2 separate regions of the Homo sapiens genome follow, and region 2 is linked to region 1. The links are chromatin loops, found by intact Hi-C in ENCODE. Cell type or tissue: Caco-2. All regions are shown on one strand. Links, peaks and the distances in the headings refer to the core of each region. The heading gives the core; the rest is flanking DNA. Region 1 holds the start of CXCR6 (C-X-C motif chemokine receptor 6). Region 2 overlaps CCR5AS (CCR5 antisense RNA).

The links. Peaks named below come from ENCODE experiments on the same cell type or tissue, not always from the same donor. Only the 100,000 strongest peaks of a DNase experiment are listed, where the experiment ranks them.
Region 2: a loop joins it to region 1, with 22 times the contacts of the local background. A loop is called at or near these places in 42 of 110 quality-filtered maps.

The regions. Positions count from the first base shown.
Region 1 is chr3:45,941,054-45,943,553 of GRCh38, forward strand. All of the region lies in intron 14 of FYCO1 (FYVE and coiled-coil domain autophagy adaptor 1), which reads right to left. CXCR6 (C-X-C motif chemokine receptor 6) reads left to right here and starts at 2,411. Exons shown (of 2, transcript NM_006564.2): 1 at 2,411-2,487. In Caco-2, for the core only: no CTCF peak of the experiment used is centred there; no DNase peak of the experiment used is centred there.
Region 2 is chr3:46,375,350-46,388,547 of GRCh38, forward strand. All of the region lies in intron 2 of CCR5AS (CCR5 antisense RNA), which reads right to left. CCR5 (C-C motif chemokine receptor 5) reads left to right here. Exons shown (of 2, transcript NM_001394783.1): 2 at 1-857. Among named protein-coding and RNA genes, the nearest start is that of CCR5, 11 kb to the left of the region's middle. RefSeq lists a silencer at 3,157-3,266 and an enhancer at 4,878-5,379. In Caco-2, for the core only: a CTCF peak has its summit at 3,205 (motif pointing left); a DNase peak (open chromatin) is centred at 3,212.

The DNA.
Region 1 (2,500 bases), core at 1-2,500:
TGGTGACTTGCAGGGGTACAGGTCTGCCGGCTATGTTGCCCAGGCTGGCCTCAAACTCCTGGCTTCAATGATCCTCTCATCTTAGCCTCTTGAGTACTGGGACTATAAGTGCCCACTGCCACGCCTGGCTGGTTAGGCTACTTTTCTGTGGATCACAGCCCATCATCCACCAATGCCTTGCCAACAACTGTAAATGTCTCATCCCTGAATCCTGGAACTGATAACAGCTCTGCCAGGTCTTCAGGTAAGGAGAGCAGGCCAACAGTCTGACTTCCAAGATAAATCTGCAGCAGGTATGTCTGCCACTTCCTTTTTACTCTTCCCTCAATTTTATTTAGAAAATGTTTAGGTATTTCTGGGGAAATCTAAGACATATATGATTGGGTTCCCACCCTTAGGAAGTTCAAAGTTTTGTTTCAAATAAAAGTAATGCCCTTAAAACAATTAACACTATAAATTGGCAGATAGTAAACGGCATTTTGTAAAGTGATTAAAATAAAATTTTAGCCCCAAACCTGCAAGTGGCTCAGCTCCTCAAATTTAGGTGAAAGTCTTTTGTACTATAGAGAAGTTTCTATTAAAGAATGGCCACGATAAACAAGCCATGCTTTCTCAAATACACATATCCCCATATTGACATGTACACACAGTCATGGAGGGCCCCAGGTGCTGGCTTGTTTTTCCCCATGGAGTAGAAAGGCTTGCTGAGAAAAGCATGGCCAAGGGTGCTTGACAAGGCTCAGGCCATTCTAACACTGCCCTATGGACCTGTCTTGAATGGCATGGTTGGTTGTCCCTGGGTAAAACTCAGCTCTCAAAGCTTAAAGATTCCTAAATGTCAGGCAGGGTTACATTAAATTGCCACCCTGCCTTGAAAGTTCTCTTTCAGGAAGACAGGTGCATATTTGGCTCAGTCTGTTCCTTTATTCATTTGTCCACCATTCCCTACATCCATCTGTCCATCGGTATGTAGTCTATGCGGCCTCATGGTTCATGCCCATAAGGAACACCTCACTCATTTGTACCAGTTTGGTAGAAAGGACAGTCTGAACGAATTCATTCAAAAAGGCCTGCAAACCTACTAGAGGTCTTCAGATCTTTTATCAGGGCCCCCTGGCACAGCTCCATACTCAGAGCAGGGCAGGAAGCACTGGCTTTGCAGCCTGACAGTCCTGGGTGACTGCCAGGGATGTGTGTTCTTGGGCAAGTGGGCTAATCTCTCTAATCTTCTGTTTGCCTATCTGTACGTGACTAGGATTAGATGGCTGTACATAGAAGCATCCAGCATAGGGCCAGGCTTGCGGTAGAAATGAGTGTTAGTCTCTGGATCCTGAGGCTGCTCCTGGTCCCTGCTCCCAATGCTTGACATTTGCCCTTAGGAAGAGCCACATGAGAAGGTTTGCCTAGCAGGTGGGAGAGAGCAACAGCATTGGAGAGAAGCAGCCTGAATGGGAGTGCAGAGCCAGAGAAGGCAGGCCAGGCACCTCCACAAGAAGGCAGCTGCTTCTGGGAAAGCAGACATCGAGTCCATGCCTCTCCCTAGTACCCTCTCCACTACAAGGCACTGGGGCATGTGACCCAGGCTGACATGCCTCCAATTCCTGCCTTCCAGCGTTATTTCCCAGAAGGGTCAGTAATGTTAGATCATGGAGACTGACAACTAGAACTGTACTGAGATCAAAGTAGTCAACATCTGGGGAATTCCAGGAGTACAGAGGGCAGCCCAAGGAAACCAGATGATTCCAGCCAGCCTACGCAGGGTGGGTGGGCACTGCCTGCTGAGTGCCTGAGTGGTGTGGGCTTAGGAGGTGGGGCTGCACCAGGCCCTCTGGCAGACCCATCATCATGCTGTTGATTGGTCTGGTAATGACAGATACCTGAGTGTGTATCTTCGATTTTCCAGTTTCTAGCTGTGTGCACCAGGGCTTGTTATTTTGGCTATGGTCCTCAGTGTTCTCATCTATAAAGGCAGGATAATATCCACTGCAGGGCTGCTATGGGGCTTAACAGCTATCACATATGCTGGAGCTGCATATGCACGCAGAACCCAGCCCATACCATGGACTCAGCATTGGCCCAGACCCTAACTGTTCCAAAAAGATGTCTGACTAGTGAATTAAGTAATTTTAAGGTACAAATGCCACCATCTTCGGTGGATGGCCAGAGCCAAACCTCCTTATTGTTCCCCTTTAGTTTACGAATAAAGCTCGTCAGGCCCTGACAGAAGAATCAGCCCCAAAGCAGAATGAAGGGAGTGTGGGGTATCAGTCACCCATCCATCTCTGACCCACGCGTTACACAGGGGCGGGTTGGTCATATGGATTCTGATCTGAAGGACGGGAGTAGGGGGTGGGTCTCTTATAGTAACCAGCTGAGGGCTCTTAAAAAATGTTCAGCGGAAACATGAACCACATCACAGAAGTAGAGGCAGACCTTGCTTCATGAGCAAGCTCATCTCTGGAACAAACTGGCAAAGCATCTCTGCTGGTGAGTCATTTGT
Region 2 (13,198 bases), core at 1,953-4,452, 440 kb after region 1:
GGAGGATTCTATGAGGCAACCACAGGCAGCATTTAGCACATACTACACATTCAATAAGCATCAAACTCTTAGTTACTCATTCAGGGATAGCACTGAGCAAAGCATTGAGCAAAGGGGTCCCATAGAGGTGAGGGAAGCCTGAAAAACTAAGATGCTGCCTGCCCAGTGCACACAAGTGTAGGTATCATTTTCTGCATTTAACCGTCAATAGGCAAAGGGGGGAAGGGACATATTCATTTGGAAATAAGCTGCCTTGAGCCTTAAAACCCACAAAAGTACAATTTACCAGCCTCCGTATTTCAGACTGAATGGGGGTGGGGGGGGCGCCTTAGGTACTTATTCCAGATGCCTTCTCCAGACAAACCAGAAGCAACAGAAAAAATCGTCTCTCCCTCCCTTTGAAATGAATATACCCCTTAGTGTTTGGGTATATTCATTTCAAAGGGAGAGAGAGAGGTTTTTTTCTGTTCTGTCTCATATGATTGTGCACATACTTGAGACTGTTTTGAATTTGGGGGATGGCTAAAACCATCATAGTACAGGTAAGGTGAGGGAATAGTAAGTGGTGAGAACTACTCAGGGAATGAAGGTGTCAGAATAATAAGAGGTGCTACTGACTTTCTCAGCCTCTGAATATGAACGGTGAGCATTGTGGCTGTCAGCAGGAAGCAACGAAGGGAAATGTCTTTCCTTTTGCTCTTAAGTTGTGGAGAGTGCAACAGTAGCATAGGACCCTACCCTCTGGGCCAAGTCAAAGACATTCTGACATCTTAGTATTTGCATATTCTTATGTATGTGAAAGTTACAAATTGCTTGAAAGAAAATATGCATCTAATAAAAAACACCTTCTAAAATAATTCATTATATTCTTGCTCTTTCAGTCAAGTGTACATTTAGAGAATAGCACATAAAACTGCCAGAGCATTTTATAAGCAGCTGTTTTCTTCCTTAGTGTGTGTGCATGTGTGTGTGATGTATACAAAGAGAGAGATAATTGTATTTTTGTATTTTCTTTTAAATAATTTTTAAAATTGACCCTTTTCCTGAGACAAATTGCCAGAATAGTTTGTATTTAGAGATGGTACCTCTAAGAGTAAGGTTGCTGGTTGCTGAGCAATTGACTTGAAAACTTTTAAAATTCAAATTTTAATTCCACTACTCAAAAGAATTGCCATGTTTTAAAAAAGAGAATTGGTGCCATAAGTTAGTTGTCTATGTTTGAAAATGAAGAAGATATGCAACGTCATGGCCTGGTCACTTACCCGCAGCCCTGAGTTGTAGGCACATCATATGTGAGAATGAGGATGCTTTTCTTTCATTTAAAATCCCTCCCCAAAACTTGGCTCTAATTGCAGTCATGACAATCATGTACATTTGGATTTATGTGCACGAGTCTCTTACCCTGAGAGAGGACAGGTGCTACAGGTGGAGGGGACCCGTCTGGGTCACGTTCACATTTTGAACATGCTGGTTTTCAGTCACTGCACACTCATCTCCCAGCACAGGTCATGGGCAGCAGATGCAAAAGCTGCCCGTGGTCCTATTTGGAGGTGCATGAAATGAGCAGAAGACAGAACAGCTTGATCTGACTAGAAGGGCAGCTTGTCCCTACCAAGACTTGAAGGATTGCCTTTCATCTGTTAGGGTAAAAGGTAGAATGAACCAAGGAAGGGCAGGAGGGGGCTGGGGTTAGGGTAGAAGGAAGGGGCCATGGAGAAGGGAGATCCATCCCATAGGAGGAAGGCAGTGCGGCAGGGAGGTTTGAAGGTATCAGCTTTTGTGGCTGACATACATGCAGTCATGTCAATTGCTCGTTTTTCCTTTTCCATCTTATTAAATGTCTTCCAACGTTAGCACGAAGAAAAGCTATTTGCAGTGTTGCCAGCCTTTCCAGAGCCCGTCCCCATTACCTCCCCAGGCCCATGCCTTTACTCCTTGGAGTTTCAACTCACGACCTTCAGGATCTGACTTTATTCACCAACTCTGGGGTGAACGTACCTTCTGTCTCCACCCAGAGGTCTCTATCAAAGAGGAGATTGCATGCCATGGATAAAGTCAAAGTAGAGGTGACTGTCCTTAGGAAGAGTAATGTGAAAATTCATAAACTGGGATTCTGTTTACATTTTGTACTCCAGGGGTTCTTAGTTTAAATCGCTCTGAATAAATTAAGATGCAATGGCATTTCAACTGTTATGATTAAATTTACAAATCATTTATTTTCTATCACGGGGAGAGATAGAGCTCCAAATGCAAACATAACTGCTCAAGTGTTAACACTTATAATGAAAACATAAGAATTACCACCAACTACCCTGGGGGCTAGAAGCAGAAATGTGAACCAGAAAACAAATCATGAACTTTCCTTTTTTTTTTTGAGATGGAGTCTCGCTCTGTTGCCCAGGCTGGAGTGCAATGGTGCGATCTCGGCTCACTGCAACCACTGCCTCCCGGGTTCAAGCAATTCTCCTGCCTCAGCCTCCTGAGTAGCTGGGACTACAGGCATGCACCACCACGCCTGGGTAATTTTTTGTATTTTTAGTAGAGACAGGGTTTCACCGTATTAGCCAGGATGCTCTCGATCTCCTGACCTCGTGATCTGCCCGCCTCGGCCTCCCACCGAAGTGCTGGGATTACAGGCATGAGCCACTGTGCCCGGCCAACAAATCATGAACTTTCTAACTGCAGTTCCTTGTAGCTTGTTAACACATCCACTTACTTATTGTCAGAGTACGTGGAGATTTTCCACAACCCTCGGGGATAAGGCTGAACAGAAGAGGCAAAAACGTGAAAACATTTCGATAGCTCCTATACTTTGAAATAAAATTCACTGTAAAAGTTGCTTGTATTTTTCCAAAACAGAGTCAACCCTTAATATTTAAGATTCTGTATACAAATACATATTTTTATATAATTAATATATATTGTCATATGACATATATCTTTATATTAATATGCATGCATATAATATATATTTCCTTCCTAATTTTCTATAAGCAATTTTACAAGACTGACTTCTATTTGCCTCCTTATTGTTACTACGTGGTTTGATAATCCGTTTTGTGTCATTGTGATTCTGTCATGTTTTGGGGACTTATTTTTGTTTCTCTGGGTGGTCACTAGTTTTTTTAAAGCATTCATGGAAGAGTGTGAATCTTTTACAAGCTAGGAAGCCATGGCAAGCCTTGGGTCATACTGCCCCCGCGAGGCCACATTGGCAAACCAGCAAGGGTGTTCAACTTCCAGACTTGGCCATGGAGAAGACACACGAGGAGGCTTTTCACATTCAGCTCTTTAATGTTTGTCTCTGCCGGCACCATCCCAGTTGTGAAAAAGAGGTATTTCCACAGCGGCTCAGGGTAGGTAGTGCACAGCTCACATTCATCATTTCTGAAAACCGAGAGGAGTCTCCATTCGGGGTACAGGTTGATGCCTGTCGTGGAATGAAGGTTCCAACACCCAGACCAATCTCTGCAGTGTGCTGCTCTCATGAGCTTGCAACAAGATCAGAAAATGTTTTGTGACTAAGCATTTTTCATATTGCATAAAATGCTTCAAGCTCCTCCCTTGTTTCTCTCTATAATCCTGTATATCTGATGATTGTGGGTACCAAGTGTTTGAAATAATCAAATGTGATTTGATGTTGGTAAATTTCTTTTTTTTTTTTTTTTTACTTCTATTTTTTTTATTATACTTTAAGTTTTAGGGTACATGTGCACATTGTGCAGGTTAGTTACATATGTATACATGTGCCATGCTGGTGCGCTGCACCCACTAACTCGTCATCTAGCATTAGGTATATCTCCCAATGCTATCCCTCCCCCCTCCCCCCACCCCACCACAGTCCCCAAAGTGTGATATTCCCCTTCCTATGTCCATGTGATCTCATTGTTCAATTCCCACCTATGAGTGAGAATATGCGGTGTTTGGTTTTTTGTTCTTGCGATAGTTTACTGAGAATGATGGTTTCCAATTTCATCCATGTCCCTACAAAGGACATGAACATAGCAAAGACTTGGAACCAACCCAAATGTCCAACAATGATAGACTGGATTAAGAAAATGTGGCACATATACACCATGGTAAATTTCTTTATCATTCGCACTCTCCTTTCTCTATTATTGTTATTGTAACTGAACCGCAGATTAGTCACTCATTGCTTGCAGAATCCAATTAACAAGAGCGAGGTCAGATATAAAGAAAATGATTTATTCCAAACCTCCTTCAGGGAAGAGGTGCAGCCTCCTGCCTCTAAATGCACTGCTTCGCCAGGCGTGGTGGCTCACACCTGTAATCCCAGCACTTTGGGAGACCGAGGAGGGCAGATCACTTAAGGTCAGGAGTTCAAGACCGGCCTGGCCAATATAGTGAAACCCCTGCCTCTACTAAAAATACAAAAAATTAGCCAGACGTGGTGGCGGGTGCTTGTAATCCCAGCTACTCGGGAGGCTGAGGCAGGAGAATCGCTTGAACCTGGGAGGTGGAAGTTGCAGTGAGCTGACATCTAGCCACTGCACTCCAGCCTGGGTGACAGAGTGAGACTCTGTCTCAAAATAAATAAATAAATAAATAAATAAATAAATAAATAAATAGTAAATGCACTGCTTTGCTTTTGGAGCAGAAAGCAGGCACTTTGAAAAGGCAGGGGAGGAAGTGAGCAAGGGCAGGGGGTCTGCACACTGGCATGGTGCCTGATCTATCCAGGCAGTTGAATTGGCACTTTCATAGGCAGAAATAAGTTGAAAAAGTGGCCTAAAACTCTCTAGGTGGGAGTGGATAGTGGGCATGCCTTCAACCTGCCTTTCTGGAGGGTGAGTTCCATGGCAACCCCCTGAAGGGTGAGAGTTCCATGGAGATCATGCTTTGGTCTGTAAATCAGCTGTTAACTCTCTAGAAAGTTCTGTCTTGGAGCATATAGTTAGATGAACTTGCCCTGTAAAGAATGTCTGGTGAAGGGGAAGTAAAAGGTGAGATTTGCATTTCTAAAGGGCTAAGTAGAAAGTGGGGTACAAGAGGAAAGGAGAAAAGAGAAAATAATTTAAAAAATAATTGTAACTTATTCCCTTTTACTTAGAAAAAAGGGAATACTCAGTTACATTATCACCTCGTTTACATCAAACCCTCTTATGGAATCCTATGGTTTGAAAACAAAAAGGTTGTTGAGGACCAGTGAGCCCAACCCCTTTGCTTTATAAATGAAGAGCATTGCCTGCCCTAAGCCCCAGAGACTCTGATGTCGTGGGTCTGGAGTGGGCTCCAACAGCGGCATGTTTTGATGGTGCTTCCCAGTGGCACGCCAGCGATGAGCCTTTGAGTAGGGAAAGTAGGAGCACTCGTGACTCCCTTCACGATCAGCACCTGTGTGCTAATAAATTCACAAAAGCCAACATATTGGAGTCACTCAGGGAGTTTTACAAATAGTGAGGTTAAATCCAACCTCAAATAGTTCTGATTCGATCTGCCTGCATTGCTGCCCTGTGGTTCCCCACTGTAGAAGCTCCCCAGGTGATTCTAAGTGTAGCCAAGTCTGAGAAATACTGCCTAAAGCCTGTTGGACTGACAGCAAGGGCTGTTGTCTGAGCAAGACTTTGCCTGGCCTGGGGTGGCATGTGCACCAGGAAGAGTCTCAACTTTCATAACAGAACATTCCCCAAGCTGGTTTTTTTAAAGCATGTGAATCTAGACTTCATTGGCAATACCAAAGATCTGTATTTGAGGCTCCAAGTATTTCACTTTCATTTTTGGTTTTGGGTTATGTTTTCACCCTTCCTTTCCAAGTGAAAAGTAAACAGAAGTGGGATGTCTGGCGCCCATGCTGAGCTTGGCAACTTCAAATTCAATAGAGAAGAAGTCTCTTGTATAGAAAAGGGCCTGTCTGAGATGTTTCTCAAATAAATATAGATTTTGCTTATGTGGCTAAAGGATTCTTCTCCCCCCATTTCCTTATCCCTGCAGTGAGCCATCCTTCTTAACTCTTTCCATGAAAGCATTATTCCTGAAGAACTGGGAACTCATGCCAGCCCTGATCAGGCAATGATAATTCTGCAGAGAATTAGAATTTAGATTTAAATTGTCAACTCTTATACATCCTGGCATATGGTTTAAACACATGTACACACACACAAACACCTCCTACTATTTACTGAAGAGCAGATATCTGATAACTTAATCTTTTTGGTTTTGAGTCAAGACAATTCCTCCTTTTGAAACTGCATACCGCTGAATATAATAAAATGTAATTAAGATTAAAAATAAGAAACTAATGGGAGAATTTCAATATTGTCTATGTTCACTTTAAAATTCCTCTACTTAGGTTTACTGCCATTACCAAAGACTATTCAAAAATCCTTTTTAGGAGAATCCTAATGGTTTCCTGACATATAATCAAATAAGGACTCTGTTGATTGGCTAACTCAATCTTCCTGTGCCAAAAAGCAGAGCCCAGCAGAGAAGAGGGCAGGGACTTGAAAGTCAGACTGACTCGAGTTCCAGCCTTGGGGCTGTGGGAGCTTGGGCAAGTGACTTAACGTCTCTGGCTCTCAGGATCTAAAAGGATTTCCAGTAGTAATTTGGGGTGTTACTGATACAGGAGCTAAAAAGAAATTATTTAGGTGGTTAGTGAGGGTCAGAGAGTCCTCGGTAAGATTTGCCTTTTAACAAAAAGCAGCCCCAAAATCATTTGTTTGCTAACAAAGAGAAGCCTGTAAAATTGAGCTGCAGACATAGATAAGCAAGCTGGAAGCTTGCACGGGTGAATGCCGGCAGCTGTGCCAATAGGAAAAGGCTATCTGGGGGCCAGGCATGTTCAACATGGATTCTCCATCTTCCCTTTTCTTTGTCAACCAAGTGTACAGTAAAGGAACAGGCAACATGGCACGGGCCAGGTAGAGAACCCTTCTGCATAATAAAAGATTAGGGTGAGATGGCCAGCTTCTTCCCGTGCTATGTAAATGGCATACCTGGTCCAACCAGTCTTTTGGGCCCTGTGTAAATCAGACACCGCCTCCTCAAGTTAGTCTATAAAACCCCATGCATTTTACCGTGAAACTGGGAGATCCACTCGGAACCCCCTCCTGCACGAGAGACCTTTTCTCTTTTGCCTATTACACTTCCGCTCTTAAACTCACTGCTCATGTGTTAGCATCCTTGATTTCCTTGGCATGAGGCAACGAACCTTGTGTATTACCCCATACAAATGATGCTGCTTCATTACTAATAGCAACCTGACAGGGTTGTGTTGGGGTATAAATTATCTAGACCAGGGAGATCCAATATAATTTTTTTGTAATGACGGGAATGCTTTGTATCTGCATCATCCAAAATGGTAGCCACCAGGCCAGGGTGAAATGTGGCCAGTGTGACTGAGGAACTGAATGTTTTCCATGATTTAATTTAAATGTGGCCAATGGCTACTGTAGGAGACAGTGTGAGTCTGGCATATTATAAATAATAAATATTAATATAATTTGAACTTTGGCATCAGTGTTTCCTAGATTTGAATTACTATGCAAGTTGCTTACTGTTTCCAAGCCTCAGCTTTCTAATCTGTAATTGGGGCTAATAATAGTATCTGCCTTACAGGTTTGTTCAGAGGATAAATGAGAAATTGCATGTTGAGGGCTTAACACAGTGCCTGGCACATAAAAGCTCTGGTAACAGTTAGCCACTTTAATAATTTGCTAATAATGGCTATTTCTTCTTCAGATTAGGATGTGCTCCCCCAAACAGTGCACTTAGACATAGCGGGCAATCCAGCTCACTCTCTGCAGTGAGAGAGAAGCACTGGCCGACCAGAGTCAGCCAGGGGCTCATGGGTATGAAATCAACAGCATGATTTTGTAAGTAATGGATGGAAAGGGCCTCACAACTTTATGGCACTGTGTTCAATTTGCTTGGTCTTCTGTAGCTCCTTTTGAAAGCCTTTTAGGGTGGATTAACCTGCTACCAATAATTCTGGTCAGATGTAGACTCCATAGCTCAAAGCAAACTGAGAGAGTGAGGGCAGCAGGCCAATTCCCCACCCCTTCCTTCTGGACTCTGACAGAAGCTTACACTCAAGGAAGAGCAAGTAGGAATTAACGTGTTAAGAGCTAGGTAAGCAAAACCCAATGAGAAGTTCTGGCAAAGCCCCATGGGCAGGGGTGGCTTAGGCACAGGAAACAAGTAGGATTTCATACCACGCGCCTCAGTCTACTTCCGGGGCCCTCATCCTCAGCTGTGCCTATGCAAAGGAGAGCAACCAATAAACCCCACCGCCACTCTCCTACTGTGGAGGCCAGGGATGGCCAGGGGTAAGAGAGGGATGGGAAGTGTTTCCTCCAGCCGTCCTCTGAGAAGGAGAGGAAACTGGGCAGAGCTTCTGTCCTCCTTCAAGCAGAAACAGAAACAAAAGAAACCCCTAAGGGGGTTCTTACTTCCCCTCTAGTTCAGTTGTGCACTAACCATCTGCAGCTCAACATTCAGCATTCATTCATTGATTCAGCAAACATTGAAGGAGGGCCAGCTATGTGCCAGATGCCAACTCATGCCATGAAAGAGAGTCCCTGTCCTTATGAAATTCACTATTTAGAGAGAAAAGCAAGCAAAAAGGCAAAGTTTGAAAAGTACTGTTGAAGTGGCATCATTGTCTGGGGTGAATACCTGAGGTTTGTGGTCTCACGCCAAGGGAATCAAGGACTCAGGCACACAAGAAGTGAGTTTAAGAGCAGAGGTTTAATAGGCAAAAGAAAGAGAAAAAAGAATAGCTCTCTTGCCTGCACAGAGAGAGGGGCACCTGAGTGGATCTTCCTGTTTTGTGGTGAAATGCAAGGCATTTTATAGACGAGCTTGAGGAAGTGGTGTCTGATTTACTTAGGACCCGAGAGATTGGTCAGACCAGGTGTGATGTTTACATAGCATACAAAGAAGCTGGCCATCCCATCCTAATCTTTTATTACGCAGACGGGGTCTATACCTGGCTGGTGCCATGTTGTCTGTTCCTTACTGTACACGTGGTTGACAAAGAAAAGGGAAGATGAAGAATCCATGTTGAACATGCCTGGCCCCCAGATAGTCTTTTCCTATTGGCACAGCTGCCGGCATTCACTCTTGCAAGCTTCCAGATTGCTTATCTATGTCTGCAGCCCAATTTTACAGGTTGCTCTTTGCTAGAAAAGAAATGATTTGGGGGCTGCTTTTCATTAAAAGGAAAACCTTACCAAGGTTAAAAAGAAAAAAATTTCTTTTTAATGCCTATGTTACTGTGAACAGTGTCGGGATAAGGCTCTGAGAGCCAGATGAGGATGAGTTATCCAATCCAAGGATGGGGGTCTGGAGGAAAAAATCCTAGAGAGCATTGCTGCAGTTGAATAAGGATTAGTTAGAAGCTACTGAGTGGAGCATAGGAGTAGGAACTCTTATGCAAATGTGCAGAGGTGAAATAAAGCAAGGTATAGTCCAGGTGCCTAAAGTAGCACAGCTGACTTGAGATAGATGATAGATAGGTAGATAGATGGATAGGGTACATAGATGATAGATAGATAGATAGATAGATAGATAGATAGATAGATAGATAGATAGATAGATAGACAGACAGACAGACACTGGTGTGAGTGTGGGTGTGTGTGTCTGGCTGCGTGCATGCATTCCTCCTGCAGGAGATCAGGAGCAGTGGGCAGTATGGAGTGACAAGAAGATTGGGAGGTACTCCTTCTAGCCCTCCCCTCTGCTCTGCCCTCCACTGGAGCAGAAGCAAAGCATATGGTGAAGGGGAACAAGGAGTCTCCCCAGCACAGTACCCGAGTGCATTAGCTATTTATCACTCCACAGTCCCCATTCACGTGTTAATTCAGCATTTATTGAATGCTTACTGTTTGCAATGTCTATGTCAAGCTGTCAAGTGTAGTTTTTATTCTACAGGCCACAGGCACCCCCTAACTGTGTTAAACAAGATGGTAGTATTGAGACAGGAATAATAAGGGTGGTCACAGGAGAATGGAAGATTCCAGGCAGCAGTTTGACTAGTAAAAAAGGAAACTGTTGAAATAGCTGCATAATCCAGGGGTCAATAAGAACCTGAGAACCAGGGTGTGAGCCAAGGCTGGTTAAAAGCAACTGGATCCAATATGGTGCTGAGTTTCTCCTAGGTTTTGCCTGGAACCTCATTATATGCTCAATAACATACCAAATCACACACCCACCAGGGCCATTCCATTTCCTGGAACACTCATGTTTGGTGTAAAAATGGGTGGCACCACAGCTCTGAGAAATCTTTACCTTTTTCAGGAAACTTCATGAATATTCCATCCTTTGGTTAAAGAAACCCATAATGTAGAAGCCCCAAACCCTACTGGGCGCAACTCTCTCTCTCTTGAGTATGCCTGCACTTCCCTTTATTATTTATTTATTTATTTATTATTTATTTATTTATTTTTTAGATGGAGTCTGGTTCTGTCACCCAGGCTGGAGTGCAGTGGCGCAGTCTCAGCTCACTGCAAGCTCTGCCTCCAGGGTTCAGGCCATTCTCCTGCCTCAGCCTCCTGAGCAGCAGGGACTACAGGCGCCCACCACAACGCCTAGCTAATTTTTTGTATTTTCAGTAGAGATGGGGTTTCACCATATTTTATTTTATTTTTGAGACAGGGTCTCACTTTGTTGGCTCGCTGCAACCTCTGCCTCCCAGGCTCAAGCAATCCTCCAACCTCAGCCCCCCAAGTAGCTGGGAGGACAGACGTGCACCACCACACCTGGCTAATATTTTGTATTTTTTTTTGTAGAGACAGGGTCTTGCCATGTTCCCCAGGCTGGTCTTGAACTCCTGGACTCAGGTGATCAGCCTGCCTCCACCTTCCAAAGTGCTAGGATTACAGGAATGAGCCACCCCACCCGACCACACTCCCATTTCTTGAGTGTGTGCATTTTGCTCTGCAATAAATCTCTCTACTTTCACTTTTCTCTGACTCGTCCTTGAATTCCTTCTTGTGACAGCGTCAACAGCCTGGACACCAGGTGCAGTCAACGTCTCACCAGTGTTTAGGGACCTCCCCTAATCCACTGGTATCAGCATGATCAGACTTGCTTTTTCAGAAAAAGCCTTCTGTCCATAGACCAAAGGGAAGTGACTCAGAGAAGGGGCAGGAGGAATCACAAGCTCCCTGCCTGACCAGGCCTGGACTATGGCAGAGACAGTGAGATGGTGAGAAAGCAAGGGTAGACAGCCAGCCAAATCCAGAATATAGAAAGTTCTACAGGAAAAGGTGGGGCCAAGGTGGGACAGGGGGAAAGGAATTGTTGCACATTAACAGTGCAATGCAGAGCACTGGTCTTGTTTATGTCCAGGTTAGAACAAACCAATGAGAAAGCACATCTTTGAGAAAACTGGAGAAATTTGAACACTGACTAGATATAATATTATGTTAATTATGCTTTAATTTGGGGTACAATAATGCTTTTGTAGCTATTTCTAAAGAGTCCTTATCTCTTAAGGATACACTCTAAAATACTAGTGGATTAAGTTATATGATGTTTAGACTCTTTTTAAAATAATCCAGTGGGGTGAGAGGCAGAGGGAAGGGAGAGGAGCATAGAGGAAACAGTGTTGGTCATATGTTTGTAATTGTTAAAACTGAGTGATGGGAATATGGAGATTTAACATATTAATACTATTTTCTGCCCATGTAATATTTGAATATTTTCATAATAAAATTGAGAGAGAGATAAAGAAAGAAAAGAGAAAAGAAGAGAAGAGAGAAGAGATAAGGGAAGTGGAGGAAAAAGAGCTTTCTTCAAGGACCATTGTGGTGGACACAAATGAAAGATACCCCCTTCCTACTATGAATTCTAAGTGTGTACTACCCAAGATGAGTCAATCGGATCCTAGCTTCCAGAAATCGTGAGCATGATGCAGCCCTACAGACGCAGTGCCCTGGAAAGGAGACCCATGACCATCCAAGGAAGATGTCCCATCACAGAACTGCCCTGGGTCATGTGTTTTCCAAGTCCACATGTCCGGTAGTTCCTTCTTTCCTATGACCAATGCCACCAGTCTTCCAGCACTGTCCTTTATTGCTAGGCAAACCTGAGCCATCCTCTTCTTCTTGCAACTTGTGCCTGAAGTAACATGGACACAAAGTCCCCACTTTTCCCACATTCTCAGAATGAAGTAGTTCTCCCTCCACACTTTAGGTGCTAGAGGCAAGTGGATTGCTTGAGCTCAAGAGTTCAAGACCAGCCTGAGCAACATGGCAAAACCCCGTCTCTACAAAAAATACAAAAATTAACTGGGGGTGGTGGTGTGCACCTGCAGTCCCAGCTACTCAGGAGGCAGAGAAGGAGGATTTCTTGAGCCCTGAAGGTGGTTGTGTTACGTGCATTCATGTTAAGAGACCACCAAACAGGCTTTGTGTGAGCAATTAAGCTTTTTAATCATGTGGGTGCAGGCAGACTGAGTCTGAAAAAAGAGTCAGCAAAGGGAGATAGGGATGGGGCGGTTTTATAGGATTTGTGTAGGTAGTGGAAAATTACAGTTAAAGGGGGTTGTCCTCTTGCGGGTACAGGCGGGGGTCACAAGGTGCTCAGTGGGGAGCTCCTGAGATTTATTGTCCAGGAGAAGGAATGTCACAAGGTCAACTGATCAGTTAGGGTGGGGCAGGAACAAATTACAATGGTGGAATGTCATCAGTTAAGGCAGGAACTGGGTATTTTCACTTCTTTGTGGTTCTTCAGTTGCTTCAGGCCATCTGGATGTATAAGCGCAGGTCACAGGGGATATGATGGCTTAGCTCGGGCTCAGAGGCCTGACATTCCTGTCTTCTTATATTAATAAGAAAAACAAAACAAAATAGTGATGAAATGTTGGGGCAGCGAAAATTTTTGGGGGTGGTATGGAGAGATAATGGGTGATGTTTCTCAGGGCTGCTTCAAGCAGGATTAGGGGTGACACAGGAACCTAGAGAGTGGGAGAGATTAAACTGAAGAAAGATTTTGTGGTAAGGGGTGATATTGTGGGGTTGTTAGAAAGAGCAATTCTCATATAGAATGATTGGTAATGGCCTGGATGCAGTTTTGTATGAATTGAGAAACTAAACGGAAGACACAAGGTCTGAATAAGAGAAGGAGAAAAACAGGCATTAAAGGACTAAGAACTGGGAGGACCCAGGACATCCAATTAGAGAGTGCCCAAGGGGGTTCAGCATAATTATTTGCTTGGTTGGTGAGTTTTTGG